Linked DNA regions of Mus musculus: region 1 is linked to region 2. A link is a loop called in an ENCODE intact Hi-C map of the cell type or tissue named here. Cell type or tissue: heart. All regions are shown on one strand. Each heading gives the region's core, and the rest is flanking DNA. Links, peaks and the distances in the headings are about the cores only.

Region 1 (8,181 bases), core at 3,796-6,295, 68 kb before region 2:
CCATTTGTAGTGGGAATCTGATGCCCCCTTCTAGTGTGTCTGAAGAGTGACAGTGTACTCACATGCATAAAATAAATAAATAAAGATGATAATTGATAGTTTTCCCTTGAAATGCATGGATCTAAGGGGCCCACCCCCACCATCACTCCAGCAGATTCTCATGCATACATGGACCCTGCCGGGAGCACCTGCTTTACACATGCCTTTCCACGCCATGGTCTTGGCTGGCAGTGCTCTTGGCTTCCTGATACGCATCTTTATGACATAAGTCTGTGCCTTACTCATTATCTATGTGCACATCTCCTTTCCTGGTCTTTGTGTGGAAGGCCTTGTGCACTTCTGTGCTCTCCCTTGGCGCCTGGCATGCCTTGCAAGTGAACTCGAGTAGTTAATGAACAAATATTTAATTCATAGAAACTTTCAGACGACAAGCTCTTCAACAGTGTATATGTGTGTGCACATATCCATTATTAAATCCTGTGTTTAATGTTCTTCTGCTTCTGTGCTCTACCAGTTTGTACGAATTACACTGTTTGAAGTAGAAATAATTGAGTATTTAGATGTCCTAAGCGTCGCCGCCAGGTTTGCCACCACCTTCTGGTTTGCTTACGTTGTGGATCTGAAACAAGGTCTTGATGTGTTTTCCCCTGCCAGCCTTTGAACTCCTCTTCCCAAGTCCTCCTCTTCCTCAGCCATCTTAAGTTCTGAGACTACAGAAGAGTGCTACTGTGCCCAGCTTCCATTTTTTTTTTAAAGGCAAATTGTTGTCCTCTTTATCATCGGGATGGCTCAGAATAATCCTTTGCATTTTTCAACCATGGAAATGGGCTTCTTGTAATGCTTACTGGAAAAGGCACATCAGCTGTGCCTTCTAGCAAGACATGCCCATTTAGAACTACGTCTGCTGTCCCTGAGATCTTCCTGCTTGCTATGAGAATATTTCCAGTGACTCTGGAACCGGGGCAGGTCCACCACAGTGTATTGGTCACAAACTTTGAGACCTCAAGGCTCAGCCACTTAGAATTCCAGCTTTGCCTCCTGCAGGCTGTGTGACTCTGACCATTCATGACATTTGCTCTGTGTTCTTGGCTCTGGTTCTGAAGGTGAGAAGGCTGCAGGTCTTCCTGCCATCCTGGGGTCCCTGTGGAAATGAACACAGGCAGCACAGGGTAAACTACCATGAAGCCGCACACAGCCCAAATGGAAGAAGGTACCTTGTTACTAATAGCAATAGGCACACATTGTTTCTGTGGCCATGCCTTTGGTTTTGGCTTTTTTTTTTTTTTGGAAGATGGATGGATGGATGGATGGATGGATGGATGGATGGATGGATGGATGGATGGATGGATTTACTGATGGTTGTGAACCTTCATGTGGTTGTTGGGAATTGAATTTTAGGAACTCTGCTTGCTCTGGCCCAGAGACTTATTTATTATTATACTGAGTACACTGTAGCTGACTTCAGAAGCACCAGAAGAGGGCATCGGATCTCATTATGGGTGGTTGTAAGCCACCATGTGGTTGCTGGGATTTGAACTTGGGGCTTTCAGAAAAGCAGTCAGTGCTCTTACCCGCTGAGCCAGACCAGGTTTGAGGGTGGTTGTTGTTGTTGTTGTTGTTGTTTTGTTTTTCTGTTTGTTCGTTATACCCTGCTGCCTCCCTGCCCCACTTCCTTCCTGGAATCTGGCTCCTCTGGGATTCCAAGCAAAGGCAGAAAAAAGGCAGTGCACTCTGCATCCACTCTCTCAGGACCTCCCTGGACCAGTGCATAAAATTCAAGGGCTCTGATTCTGGCCAGTTCCTGTGAGTAGTTCATTAACACCGATCCAAGTCTCCCTAAAAGGGAAACGATGACTGACCTATCCCCAGAACACTCCACCCTGTACCCGTGAAACACTAGCTCTTCTTTCTTGGTTGCTCGGTAGACCTTGAACAAAATAAAGCTTTCAAGTCAGCTGAAGAGGAAGCTGTGACATAAAATGTTGGGGTGGCAGGAGTTGTCACCACCTCAAAGACAGGGAAGGCAGGCGGCAGGCAGGTCACTGGGACATCTGCAGGATGTCTGTGGAGAACAGAAAGCGGCATATGCTGAATGAGCAGCAGGTCCCAAGGTCCTGAGTCAGGACTACACATGTACAGAAGTAGGGTATATATGTGTGTGTTTATGTGTGTTTGTGTATGCATGAGTGTGTGTACATGCATGTGTGTGTATATGTGAGCACGTGTGTGTTTGTGTTTATGTGTGTGAGTGTGTATGTGTGTGTGTGAGCCTTTGTGCATGTTTGTGTTTATGTGTGTGTGCGTGTCTATGTATGTGTTCCGTTTGTGTGTGTGCATATGTGTGTGTGTGTATTTGCCCCTTCCCATGCCTACCTCCATGTAGCCACACATTATCTGTTGGCATGCCACAGCCCTTCCATAACCTAAATAGCAACTCACAATTGTATACCTGCAACTACAGGAGATTCTGGCAGTCTTTGTTGACAGGATGGGTGAATCCATCTTCCTCGATCTGGGCTATGAGAGGGGAAGTGAGAGAAGCTGAGCAGGCTGTCTGTGCATTCCTGGAATACTGCCCTGACTGTGTCGTGCAGCAAGCATAAAAGGCTATCTCTGGCCACTGGCTATAGATGACCTTTTCCTGTGACTGAAGATCAGTGAGTCCTAGATAGTAGTGGTACAAATGGAAGGAGAACTGGATGTTCTAGTGACCAGCCAACAAGCTGGATACCCTCCCCATCTTGATGATCAGGAGTGTGTGGACAGTACCTGTGCTTCTTAAGCCTGCACTTGCTCCATCTAGTCCAGCCCATGGATCCTGGAAGAAATGCCTTGGACCTAGAAAACGAATAGCAAATGCTTTCTCAGTCTCCCACCAAGCCTCCAACTTGTGGGGGCCTCCAGCTGCACATGCAGCAGGGAACTAGTTGCAGAATCATTTCTAATCTCCCAGGTTAGCATTGTCTGTTTCTTTTGAGTATTTGGGGTACTCAACCCAGTTTTGGGTGTTACCATTATACAGTTCTCTAACTACCTCTGTCTGAATCCCGTAATTAATATTAAGGGGCCCTGCTTCCTCACTTGGTTTGGTTGTGAGTAATGATTCATCACCACACAGGAAAGAGCTTCTGTATCTATGCTAACACCAGCGTTTATAATGTAAGCTGAAGCAAAGTTGAGTAAAGTTATGTATTGGAAGGATTCTTCCTCCCTTTTTAAAACAGAGTCTCATGTAGCCCAGTCTAGTCTGCCTTGCATTCTTCACTATATAGCCAGGAGTAACTTTGAACTTGGAGTCCCCCTGCCACTATCTCCAGGGACTGGGATTAGAGGCCTCTATTACCATGCCCCATTTAAACGGTGCTGGGAATTGAACCCAGGACTTCTCGGATAGAGATAAGCACTACACTAACTGAGCCACAGTCCCAGTCTCTCTTTGTGTTTCAAAACAGATTTTTCGAAACACAGAAGTCTCCTTCCTTGTCTTGGAATAGCTTGCTACCTGGCAGACATGTTATTTACGTGTTTTCTCTGTTTTAGCGTTCCTGGGGGTTGGAACCAGGGCTGCAAGCATGCTAGGCAAGCACACTGCCCCTGAGCTACAGCTCCTGTACCTGATGAAGTGTTAATCCCCACATGACCTCAGTGGTCAGCCTGTGTCTCTGTACATTCCTAGAACTGCACAAAACCAAACCACCATCACCATTGAACCTTCAGGGAGTTCTGGGTGAGCCCAGGTCTATTGTGGATCACACAGAGGTTACTCTAGGACAGAAGGGTCTGAGAAGAGTACTGAAATTAAGAAAACGGTCTTTTAAAGTTTATAAAAGTTTTATTTGATCAGAAGTGAGGTTTAAGTACTTCAGATTCCTGCCCTTACGGGCCAGTAAGAGGCTTAGCAGGTAAAGGCTAGAGAAAGTGACTCCCACACTTACCCTCTGCCTTTCACTGGTATACCATGGCCTGTGCACACACACACACACACACACACACACATACTCTCACACACACCTCTGCCCTTCATGTGTACACCTTGGCCTGTGCACACATGCATACACACACACACACACACACGCACACACACACAATTTCACATAATTTTTAAAATTGAAAACATTCTTTAGTTCTCTTTTTCTTTCTTATTCATCTAACCATCCTTCCATGAAACCAGATCTGCAGCTCTTCAGCACATGAAGGGAACTAACTAGAAGCTCTTCGTCACGTTCCTTTTCCAAGCGTGCCGTGGCGGAAGGTCCTAGGAGCCTCCTCATCTCTTCTATACCTGTGCACCAGTTAGTTGCACTGTTACATAGTTGGCAAAGCCAAGGTGAGAATCCAGTCCAGAGACTTACGTGGAGACAGCAGCTGATATTGACAGAGCACTGCCGATGTGCAGGAGACACTTGCTGTCGCTGTGTGCCTTGCTGCGTGTGTTCATGGGCTAACAGTGCGGGGTGGTGTCTGTCATCTGCCTCCGGTGGAACTCTGAGGAGGCAGAGTCCCTTTGACTTACAGCAGCTGACAGGGCTGGACTGTGAACTTCTCCCAAGCCCGTGTTCTTCTGTAACCAGACAGCTGCTCGGTAATATGTTTCTAACACAGAGCATGAACCTCACTCTCCCCGAAACCAATTTTGAAAACTGTAGGCAGAGAAGACAGACAGACAGACATTCCTTGGGCCTTTTCAAATGTGGCCACAGCGGCATGCAGATGGGCCTCGTCTGTTCTTAAGTTGTTGCTTTAACTGCTGCCACCATGGCTTCCGGGCTGGTAGGTTTTGGTTTTTTGTTTTGTTTTGTTTTTTAATGATATTTGGCATGATTAATGTGCAGAGGAATGCTACCCCGTGCCATTGTGTCCCTCTTCCCAGAAGATGAGCCTAGCCATTCAGGGCCCACCTCAGGGAATGTGGATCCACAGAATGAAGCAATCCCATTCAAAGCAAATGACCATGTTACCGGGCTGGCAGATTGTTTTTGTTATTGAATAACCTGAAACACATCAACAGGTTCCAATTAAATTCTTTCTGTTTCTAATTTCACTGATGATCCTCTCAAATAATATTAGTGAGTTAAGGGCCAACTTAAAACTTAATGTTTTATAAATTGATTTGAGCTTTTTTTTTTTTTTCAAAAACTGTGTATATGTATATGTGGGTGCGCTTGCTGCCTATGTGTGTAGTATATGGGGTGTGCTTGCTGCCTGTGTGTGTAGTATATGGGGTGCGCTTGCTGCCTGTGTGTGTAGTATATGGGGTGCACTTGCTGCCTATGTGTGTAGTATATGGGGTGCGCTTTCTGCCTGTATGTGTAGTATATGGGGTGCACTTTCTGCCTGTGTGTGTAGTATATGGGGTGCACTTGCTGCCTGTGTGTGCATGTGCACAGGTGAAGGCCACAGTTGACGGTGGGTGTCGACCATCATCCTCTAGCCATCTCCACCTTGATTATCACTATTATCTTTACTACAACATCTCCCTGAACCCAGAGGTTGCTATTTCAACGAGGGCGTCTAGCCAGGGAGATCCCAGGGTCCTGTTGCCAAGTCCTGTGCTTTATTTGGCTGCTAGGAAACCAAACGCAGGCCCTATGTTTGTGGAACACCAGGCACTTTACCTACTGAGCCATCTCCCCAGCCCAGGATGGTGTTCTTGGTACCTATCCTTGTCCAAGGGGAAGCACCTATAGGACTCACATCAATGAAACACAATTCATGGACTCTCTTTCTCGATTACCTAAGGGATAGACTGATTTACAGGTGGTTTCTTCAGAAATCCCAAGCATCTTCCAGTGGGGCAGAAGATATGCAACCAGTGTACTTCCGTGCTCCCCTCCACGTGGGCCTTGAGACTTGAACGTGAGACAGAACTAGAAAAATACCTGATCAAGATGATATTTTCTTAGCATGTGGCTAACTTAACATAAAATGTTTATGCGTCGTTGTCTCTGGCATGGGACTTTCTGTGTAGGTGGTGGCAGAGTTCCTGTGGGTTTCACAAACACTAGAGCCAGGAGAGTTGCGATATGTACCCTCCGTGGCCACAGCAACAGGAAGGAGTTTCCTAACCCACAGTGTAGGTGGAAGGTGGAAGTATCAGAGAGGATGTTTTTTTCCCACCCCCAAACTGTTTGAAGTTCCCAAGTGTTCCAGTGGGACTGCATGAGAGCGGTGCTCTTAGGAGTTCTGAACGCTGGGCTTTGGAGGCCATGATCTCGTGCCGAGATGTGCTCTGGTCGGAATTGCTGCCTACAATACCCTGTGGGTAAAACGGATATTTCGAGCATGACTGAGCTTATTAAGAGCCCTACAGGGCTTCCTCTGCTGGGGTTTAGAAATTTCAAAGGGTTGGGGAGTGGGTGGAGGGCAGGATTACGGACACGCAGTGTGGAGAGGGCAGGAGGACGGAAGTATCAGGCTTGGGATGTGTCATTTGTGCTGTTGAATGGCACCAGGCCAGCGTGCCAGTGTGGGCTGAGAATGTCAATTTAGGAAGATACAGTGCAGGAGAAAGTTCAGGTGCTGCCAATGCGGATAGACGGGCACCAAGGAAACCGTAATTAGGGGACACTCATCCAGCCGATCTTGCTTGTTTACAAGGTGAGAGACGAGTGCAGTTAGAGAATGCACGTAGTAAAACGTTTCAGGGTTGGAAATTAGAGGTGCTTAAATTGATTTCAAAATCCCCAGTATTTCTTTAAGGAAGGTGTGCGGTTCGTGTGTTCAAAGGGCTTGTGATTTCAAAGATGAAGAAAAGCTGCTTTTCTGGTGTCCCAATCCCTGTGTTCACTCCTTGGAAGCTTGAACAAGCTCCCCCCAACCCCCCTCCAGTGAGTGAGCGAGCACTACAACCTTCCTCGCTTAGATTGCTTGAACTTCACTTTCTCCATCTGCCAAGTGAAGATGTCCGTCCTCTGGGTTCATAGTTCCTGAGTTGCCTTTGCTCCAGAATCCAGTAGCTCTTGGGGAGTTTTCTCTTGCAAAGGTGCTCGCTCCCAGGCCCCATGGAGAAGCAGAACAGAGGAATGCAGCCCAGACTTGTGGTGGCCATTCCTCCTCTCTCCTGCGTTCCTAGGCCGTGGGAGAGAGGCCCCCGTGGGAGAGTGGAGACCACCAAAAGCCTTCCCCTTTTCACAAAGCATTGCATAACAGAAGTTGCATGTCTGGCTCCCATTACAGGGAGTTGAGCACAGCTTCTGCCTTTACCTGGGTCACTGTCATTGCCTGCAAAGTATGTTCTGTTTGTTCCATCCTCTTAACCCTTTTTCACTTCAACGCTCGCTCTGTCTCTAAATCGGGACAAAGCACACCTTGACATACGCTGCAGACTAGGATACAGGCTCCACGGCTTCTGCACCCTGACCTCCCTGCCTCCTCCTGCTGGATGAGGAAACTCTGGGGTCTGAAGAAAGGCAGCAGCTCCTTTGACATGAATGTCAAGGAAGTTGCTACAGTGCTTATTGCCCCCACCTCCACCTCACCCCCGAGTGGAAGAGATGACTCTGGCTTTTTCAGACCCTCGCTTTCAGACTGAGTCCAGAATTTGGAAAACCTGGGGATACTTTCTTAGAAGAGGAAGACTCTGATAGTTTGGGAGTTCGCAGCATTTAAGGCTTCTCTGCTTAAAAGTTGATTTGGAGGAATGGAGAGATGGTTCTGCAAGTGTGAGAAGCTGAGTTCAGATCCCCGGCATCCGTGTAAAAACTAAGTGGCCTTAGGAAACAGAAAAGGCCTGCTGGTTACCAGCTTGGCCAGTCAGTAAGCTCCTGCTTCAGTGAGAGCCCCTGCTTCACAAGACCAGGCAGAGAGCAATAGTGGAAAGCATACTGCATTGCCCTTTTGTCTTCCACGTGCACTACATGTGCACACACACACCTGCACATTTAAGTTGATTTGGAAAATATGGTCCTGTATCTTAGGCATCGCTGTATAGGCACCAGTCCCTTTGTGTAGCAACTAAACTTCGCGTGTCCTTGACATTGCCAAACTTCTGTGGGGTCACAGGTCCCGTTGTAGGAGGCGGAGTGCAGTTTGGCCCTTTCCCATTTCTGAATGCTTCCATTTTTATACCACGGATAAAGTGATTCTTGAACACCATTCCAAGTTCCAGACTCATCTATGCTTTACGGGCTGGCACTGTCTGCTTACTGGGGTTCAGGTTTATAGAGATAGTTAATCTACCTG
Region 2 (8,181 bases), core at 3,019-5,518:
GGGTTTGATAGGGACACCCTGCCTCAACCAGTGGGTAGAAGGTAGCTCCCAACATAAGCTTCAGGCCCCCACATCCATGCACATGCATGCATGGGAGGGGGTGGGAAAAGAGATTGCTGGTCCCTAGAAGTGCTAGTCCTTCTTAGCAAGTCCTGACTCCCTGCAGGTGACCTGTGGTACTCAGACTAAGTAAATATGCATTTACGACTCCTAGTGTAGACCTACAGGAGGTTAGGGGGGAAAGGTCTCCGTTGCTCATGGCTTTGTCTTGTTTTGAATCTGCAGCAGAATAATCTAGTCCTCATTCCTCCGAGCTTAAGCAAGATGATCCAGATGGCTGGAGAGATTGCAGATGGCATGGCCTACCTCAATGCCAACAAGTTCGTCCACAGAGACCTTGCTGCTAGGAACTGCATGGTAGCCGAAGATTTCACAGTCAAAATTGGAGGTGTGTCCTTTGCTTTCCAGATTGGAGCACAGGCTAAACTGAACTCACAGGTGCTGAGGGGACTTTGCAGTCATTAGTCTGCCACTGGAGAGATTTTCATTATGTCCGAGAGGAGCAGTGCCTCGCCCTTGAGTGCAAAGATGTATGTAGTCGGTGTGACTGTCTATTCCTGGCTGTAACCCGGAGAGCACCTTAACATGGTAGTCCAGATTGGCGCCCTGCTCCCCAGGTCAAACGTTACAGAAATAATCGGGGCAGCTTGCTTCCTGAAGTGGTTTTGGCTTGAGGAGAATGTCACCATCCAGTCCACCCCTCAAGTTTCTCAGCTTACAAAGAGCATTGTCCCTGAATAGGCCCATGGGGTTCCTAAGAGGCCAGGTGCCCCTATGGTGAAACCCTGCATAGTGTAACAGGAAGGGTATATGGTGGTCATGTCAGTCCGCGGGAGATCACTGCTGACTGCTTTTCACTCATAGGACTGGTCGGCTCTAAGTTCTCTCCTCCTCTCCTGCTGCCAGGAATTGAACCGAGGGCCTGATGTATGCTGCTGGTTAAGCCACTGAGGTGCATCCTTCAGTGGTAGCTCCAAGCACTTGGCCGTTCTGTCGTGCATAGCTTCCTGCCATGACCTTAGCTGCTCAGCCTACCTTGTTGCTGCCAACACATTGTGATCCTAAAACACTGATTGCATTACATCTCTGGTCATTGGCTAGAAATTCTCCCCAGCCTTACAGCTTGTATATTGGCTTTGTTTTTTTGTCTTTTACTTCAAAAAAAAAAAAAAAAAAAAGTAGTAACAAGGTTGCTCAGAAAACCATCCTGCATATACTTTACCTTCCTACTGCGATAGGCCAGCAGGTCAGAAACATAACAAGTGTCCATCCTGAGAACAAGCAGAGGGACAGACGATGTAGCAGAAGCGATCAGCCACTAACCTTTGGCCGCCTCTTGAGCTTGTGTCCTGGAGATGTTCTGCTTGCCTCAACCCTAGAAGTGGTTTTTGCATGAGCCATTCCGGCCTCTTAGTAAGCGATGGGTGTCATCTCTAGAGAGGTATCCAAAGTCGGGCTCTCTTCTTTGCTGATTGCAGGAGTTAGGGGTGTTGGCATGCAGCTGTGTTACAGAACAGATGTCAGTCATTGGAGTTACTGAAGATACCCCCAGCCTGTCTCTGGGTTTGTACACTCATATTTGGAGCCCTGGGAGCCTAGCTTGGTGGGCAGCCCTTAAGAGGATACCCCGCCCCAGAGTTTCTAGATAAGAGGCGCATCCTCTTAACCAGCCTTTGTGGTCCTTCCTGCCTCCCATCCCTCCCTTATGTGTGGGGATCTAGATTTTAGTCCTCAGAGGAAACTGTGCTCCTGAGTGGCCTGAGGCAGGTGCCTTCCCTCCCTGTGCCATCTTTCCCCACCTGTGGAGTGAGAGTGGATTGGGACAGAGCTGGAGGAGGAGGCGGGCTGGGACAGCAAGCCTGTGCCCCTGTCCTCATCTTACCCTGCTGTGCACCCTTCTCAGCACAGCCAGGAACTCCGAGAGGCTGCTTTGGTCCCATTTTGCATTACAGTTGGAAAAATGCTTTTGTGTGTGCGTGTGCTTTTTGCCATTTTAAATCCAAATCAGTAAGGATTATATTTTCTGCTTAACCATGTGGCGCATTTATGAGGATATTTTCTATTATAATTATGATTTTTCTTTTTAGAATTAAATTGTGTGTGCCCGTTTGGGAAGAGGGGGTTGTTCTATTTTTCTTTTGCATTTAGGGAGAGAGATTGTTTTCTAGAATTCCCCTTTTATGCAAGTCAAAGCAGATCCTCTCATTTGCATGTCTCTGGATTAATTCAGAGATGAGATTTAAGCACTTCCTTTTTCCTCCTCGGGCGAGTTCTGCATTCCTCAGTGTCCCCCAGTGCCCCCATCTCAGGGATTACACACCCTAAATCAGTTCAAGAGAGGCAGCCAGTAGCTCAGACAGCGGTGCAAGTCAATTGTGTTGGGTTAACATCCATGCAGAGCAAACCCTACATGGGTTTGCTCTGCCTTTTTTGTACCTCACCTCTTTGTGGCACCACTTAGAGGTGCGAGGGGACATTTTAAAGGTTGAGCAGCTCTTCCCTCCAGGGAAGGAGAATGCAAGAGTTTATGTGAGGGAAAGGTGGTGCGGTTGAGTGGAAAATCAAAAATGGATAAAGACACAGTAATGTGAGATTATAAAAAAGCAAGCCTGCCATTCACCATGATGAAACTCAGAAAATGGAAAACATTTTCAAAACTGAGTGAGAGTATTGTGTTGGGAAAGGGTGTTGGGTAGTAGCTCCAGGAGCCTGGTGAAGAACATCTCAGCTGTTTGCTGTCCTTTTATCTTCCTGAGTTCTTACTTCGTACATTGTCCTCTGTGGAGTGGCAAAAGGCCTTTTCCTCAGCAGTAGAGACACACTACCAAGTAAATGGGGTCTTCATCCTCCCGTGTATTGGACCAAACTTTAAAACTATATCCTCACCCTGTGCGGCGTATATTTTCTTGAAAAATCATGGTACTCAATGATTTTGCAAACTGCCTCTCGCTTTAAATGTTATAAGGGAGTTAATTTCTTAAAGGAGCCTGATGAAGACCAGAGATGTCTTGTATTCTCCTGTGAAGTGGCTGTGATGCTAGAGCCCTCTCAGAGTGGAGCAAGAACATGTCTCACCTTGAATATGGGGGGAAGGACAGGGCTCTGCCCCAAGACCTGGTCCAGCCGAGTAACTGTGCATCTTCCCTCCAGATTTCGGTATGACACGAGACATCTACGAGACGGACTACTACCGGAAAGGCGGGAAGGGGTTGCTGCCTGTGCGCTGGATGTCTCCCGAGTCCCTCAAGGATGGTGTCTTCACTACTCATTCTGATGTCTGGTATGAGAGTTTCCCTCCATGGCCAGCTTGGACCTTCTCACTCGTGGCTCATTCTCCTCCTTGTTTTGTTCACTGTGACCAACTGCCAGCCTTGAGTTCAGCTCTCAGTGCCGTTTAGCCCTTTGTCTTTTAGATATTCCTGTGTGGAGTCCATTAAAGCAAAAAAGGTATCTGTGGGAAGCCAAGGAGTAGGTAGAACCAACATTTCCTTCCATTTTTAGCAAATATTGATTATATTTCCAAAGACTGGGGAAATGCCTTCGCCTCTGCCTGTTCCCCCGTCTCTCTTCCCCACTCTCAGTGAGTTGGTACTGGGTATGTATGTGCTCCTGCCGCAGCTCACGAAACCTTCAGATTGAAGGCAGTGCTTTATTTAAACCCAAAACTTGAGTCTTGGTGGTTGTGGTTTTCTGTTGGTCTCATCTGTTCACACACACACACACACACACACACACACACACACACACACACACACACACACGATGTCCATTATTCCTGACCCAAAGCATCTTCCTTAATAATAAGTGTCTTGCGGTAGTAGCACACTGACCAGAGGGTGCAAAGACTTCTCTGTAGTAATGTTTACTGCAGTTCCTTGGAAACACCGTGTGGAGGTCATCGGGTTCCAAAATACAACTGGAGTTCTTGGCAGGCAGGAGCCCTGGCACGTCGTCCCCCTCCTCGAATGTCAGCAAGTGTCTTGGCTGTCTCCTCGGGAGATCCCGTTGCTGTTGTGTCACAGAAGAAGCGGTGGTTGGTTTATTCAAAGGGCGGATGACCACACAGAGAAACTATCTCAGTAGTGACTGACATCAGTTCTTTAGCCTCGTGAACCTTTCCCGGTCAAGAGCCTTGGATCTTGTTTGGAAGACAGGTGCAAATTGGAAATAGCCTTTGAATATGACCCAGCGCGGCCTGGTTGTTTCCCGACTCTAGGATGAGGTCTGCTCTGCAATTAGCCTCTCCGAGGTTACATCTTCTCTGTCGAATCAAAGAACTCTGTTCCATGTGTAGATGAGGTCGCAGGAGAGGGCACACCTAGGGCCACACTTCCATCTGTTTGTTCTAAGCTTCATTTTTCTGGAAGCTTGGAGATCACCTTACAGGATAGGGAAAGAGTGAGCACAGACTCATTCTCCCCCGACTCTGGGTAACAACTGCATGCCACAGCCAGAGGCGCACAGGGTGCTTCCTGCAGGTTTCCTCCACTTGGATTACGTAGCCATTACAAACCAATAAGAAAATGCGTGAAGAGAAAAGGCCAAGTGCTGGGGTGTTTGAGCACACAGCTGGGGACATCAAGGACACTAGAACGTATAAACGGATGCTCAGCTCTGCCTGAACCTCTGCTTGCTAGAGGAATTGCAGTCATTTTAGAATGAATTCACAGTCAGAAGTAGGTAAAAATCCAAAGAAAAGTTGGAAGGATTTTGTTTGACTTGGTAGGAGACCTTAGGAACATGGTGAGGGGAGGTGTCCTCAGGTCAAGCCACACCCTGACCATCTGCATTTATCACAGCTGTTATTTGAGCTTCTGGGGAGATGTCCCAGGGACTGTCCCCTCCCTCACAAGGGCAGGAAGGCCAGCCCTTACACGTCTTCGTTCTTTCTGATTTATACTCTCTATCTTCCTGTCCGTCCTATGAGCAGACTGGCTGCTGAGATGGGGTGGGATGGAATGGGAAGTTGGCCTGCAGGGAGTCCAGGAGGAGAACAGGGTGCCAGCAAGAGTTACACTGGAGCTGACATGCTGAGTCTGTAGAGTCAAGTAACCAGCAATCTAGACATGGCAGTCAAGAGCTGGGGGCCAGGATTGTGACTGAATGCCTGAAAGCCTGTGGTGCACCAGGGAAAGCATGAAAGACAAGGGGAGTCGGCTTGGAAGGGAACCTGGTCAAGACCGGTTGATAAAAAGAGAAAACCACATACATCACTGCTTGTCTCAGGCCGGATTCAGACATGAGGGTGAGCACTGCAGCCTCTAAAGAATGCCTCCGAGTGTCCACAAAGGCTCTGCAAGGCAGAACCCAGGCCTGAAACACACAGGAAACCTGCTTCTCTAGGGCCAGGTCTTTGAAAACCGTAACTGCACTGTCTGTCTTAGTGACTGCCGGTTCCCAAGGAACTTGGGTCTGATTGCTGAGGTTCTGTTCCTGTCTGACATTGCTTAGCATCAGTTGGGACAAAACCCTTTTGTTCCTAGAAGGAAACTGAAGCTGCGAACCAAAAGTTAAGATGCAGTCAGAGGCTGTTGCTCCAGCTTAGGCCAGGATCCTCAGAGTGCTAAGTGGAAAATGGCCGCCTCAGGCTCTTCTGTGGGGCTCAGCCCTGCTAGGGTTCCATCCGAAGCCTTGTGTTGGCTTGCCATGGGCAGCCTTCTTCATTCTAGCCATACAGCCTGACCATAAGAGCAGACAGGCCAGGAAGAATTTTGTGAAAGCAAGGGTTCTCCCTGAGAAGGTGTGTTCACACTGAGCGACAGTGTGACCATTGTCTGTCTGAAGTGTCTGCATGCATGGATCTCCTTTAGTTCCATCTTCTGGGCTGACAGGCCATACCTCACGCAGTAGAATCCTCGCTGCTTCGCCTGATGAGTTCATACCTCAGCCAGCCTCTAGACCAAGGGACTCTTTGTTATTGCGACACACCCCCTGGCCAGTGTATCCTACCCCAGTTCCCTTCCTGACACAGCCACCTCTGCAGCCATGGCTCCTGAGTTCTGCAGGGGACGAGTTTTCATCTTCCTTGACCCAAGTCAAGATCCTACAGAACTTTGAGACATTCCAGGCCCAGCTCCCTACCCTACAACCAGCAGGTCAGAATTGCTTTGGAGAGCCCAAGATACCCATTGTTTTAAGAACCCTGATCAGATTCTTCTTGCGGAGGCGTGGAGAACCATTAGCATCAGTATTTCTAAGCTGGCATGAAAGAAATCCCTGCAGGAGATAGTTGAGATGCTTAGCTGTCTCAGGTCAGTGGCCAGGCTGGGACCTGGTCCTCTGCATTCCTTGCTGAACTAGAGCTAATTTGGCTTATGTCCAAGTAATGGCTGGGACCAGACACTGAATGTGTCCGCTGTAGATCGGGCTCTTAAAACTGTGAGAGATGTTAGAAGCCCCTAACATTAATTACCTCAGCCCTGGGTTGCAGTAGCCCTATAGGAAGCCTTAGCAGTGACAAAGGGGAACAGATGTCCCACACGTAGCAAGCTGGCTGGTTTGATGTCCACAAAGTGCAGTCGTCACATTGAGGACACTTTTTTTCAGGACCCAGAGTCTAAGAAATGCTGGCAAGGAGGGGACATGGCCCTTCCCATCCCTTTCTGAGCTGTTCCTGTTCTGTTCCACCTGTAGGTCCTTCGGGGTCGTCCTCTGGGAGATCGCCACGCTGGCTGAGCAGCCCTACCAGGGCTTGTCCAACGAGCAAGTTCTTCGTTTCGTCATGGAGGGTGGCCTTCTGGACAAGCCGGACAACTGCCCTGATATGCTGTATGTATTTCCAGAGCCACCCACTCCGTTGTGTGTGGGTACAGGAGAGGATTAGAAAGGCTCTATCCTGCTGCTGCTGAGCTTGTTGGATCTGTGACTTTGTGCTGCTCCTTAATCTCATCCTGTGCCCCCTTGGTCCCCCCAGTGCTAATTGGCACTTTGCACCATGGCGTGCGTCTCAGCCACCACTACCCCCCCCCCCCCATCTCCCATCTCTGAAATACATGAGCAATCCTGGCTCATCTTTTTCATGCAAAATTTAATTTTTAAGACAAAAATGCAAGTTAGTTACTACTGCTGAGCCAGATTTGAAAGCTCTCCCCAAGCCCCTGGAAGGTCTATACAGCATGCTCACACAGAGCTCTGTGGTCAGGAGTCACTCTCTTGCACGGGTAGACTAAAGCTCAGAGAGCCCCAGCACAAGGTCACAGACCATCTGCTGTCTTCTTAATCCCTTCGAGCTGCATGGACCTACAGCACGGTTGAGCTCATCCCTCTTTGGACATGCTTGTAGGCACACCCTAGGGGGGGTTGGTGAGATGGTTGCCTCGCTCCACTTCTGTTAAAAATAACATCCTGCATCGATTGGTTGTGAGAATTGTCACTCGATGGCAGTACACACGTGGTGTCACGTCCACCTCCGTGCTCAGCCAGTGTGACTCGAGAAACTCCCTGAGATAAACAGCTTACAAGGAGAAGCATTTCACATTGGCTCCCAGTGTGGGAGCGGCAGTGGGGTCCATTGGATTTGTGGCGAGGTAACTGTTACGGTAGAAAAGGTGTGTCAGAGCGCACAGTCTCACTTTGTGGCTTGAAAGTGAAAGGGAGCCATTAGAGAAGCCGTTCTCTACCTGTGAGTCGTGACCCCTTGCCCCTTCACAGGAGTTACCTGAGACCGTTAGAAAGCACAGATGTTTCCATTTTGCCTCATAACAGTAGCAGATTACAATTATAAAGTAGTGTTATAGTTGGGGGTCACAACGACATGAGGAACTGTGTCAAGGGGACACAGCATTAGGAAGGTTGAGAACCCCTGCATTAAAGGGGTTCACAATCTTCCTGCTGTAGTCCTAAATCTTGAAGATAACTTTCTAATGACCTGGCAGCCTCCTAGGCTCCACCCCTCAGAAGTTACCTGGTGTTGCCAAAATTGGGGAAGAATCTTTCCACATGTGGGCCTTTTATTTGTACTCTCTTGAGTAGAGGTCTTTCTTTGTCATCTGATGTTGGTGGCTCAGTGGGTCTGGAGAATGACACTTCTTTTTTTTTTTTTTAAAAGATTTATTTATTTTATGTATATGAGTACACTGTAGCTGTACTGATGGTTGTGAGCCTTAATGTGGTTGCTGGGAA

The links. Hi-C counts contacts between places; a loop is a spot of excess contacts. Peaks named below come from ENCODE experiments on the same cell type or tissue, not always from the same donor. Only the 100,000 strongest peaks of a DNase experiment are listed, where the experiment ranks them.
Region 1: a loop joins it to region 2, with 2.1 times the contacts of the local background. A loop is called at or near these places in 1 of 42 quality-filtered maps.

The regions. Positions count from the first base shown.
Region 1 is chr7:68,142,450-68,150,630 of GRCm38, forward strand. The region is part of intron 2 of Igf1r (insulin-like growth factor I receptor); the gene reads left to right. Gm51487 (a long non-coding RNA gene) reads right to left here. Exons shown (of 2, transcript XR_003946794.1): 2 at 1-7,419. Among named protein-coding and RNA genes, the nearest start is that of Gm51488, 9.3 kb to the left of the region's middle. In heart, for the core only: no CTCF peak of the experiment used is centred there; no DNase peak of the experiment used is centred there; H3K27ac peaks cover 1,091 bases.
Region 2 is chr7:68,211,709-68,219,889 of GRCm38, forward strand. Igf1r (insulin-like growth factor I receptor) reads left to right here. Exons shown (of 21, transcript NM_010513.2): 18 at 286-448; 19 at 3,211-3,340; 20 at 6,694-6,828. Among named protein-coding and RNA genes, the nearest start is that of Pgpep1l, 48 kb to the right of the region's middle. In heart, for the core only: no CTCF peak of the experiment used is centred there; a DNase peak (open chromatin) is centred at 4,023.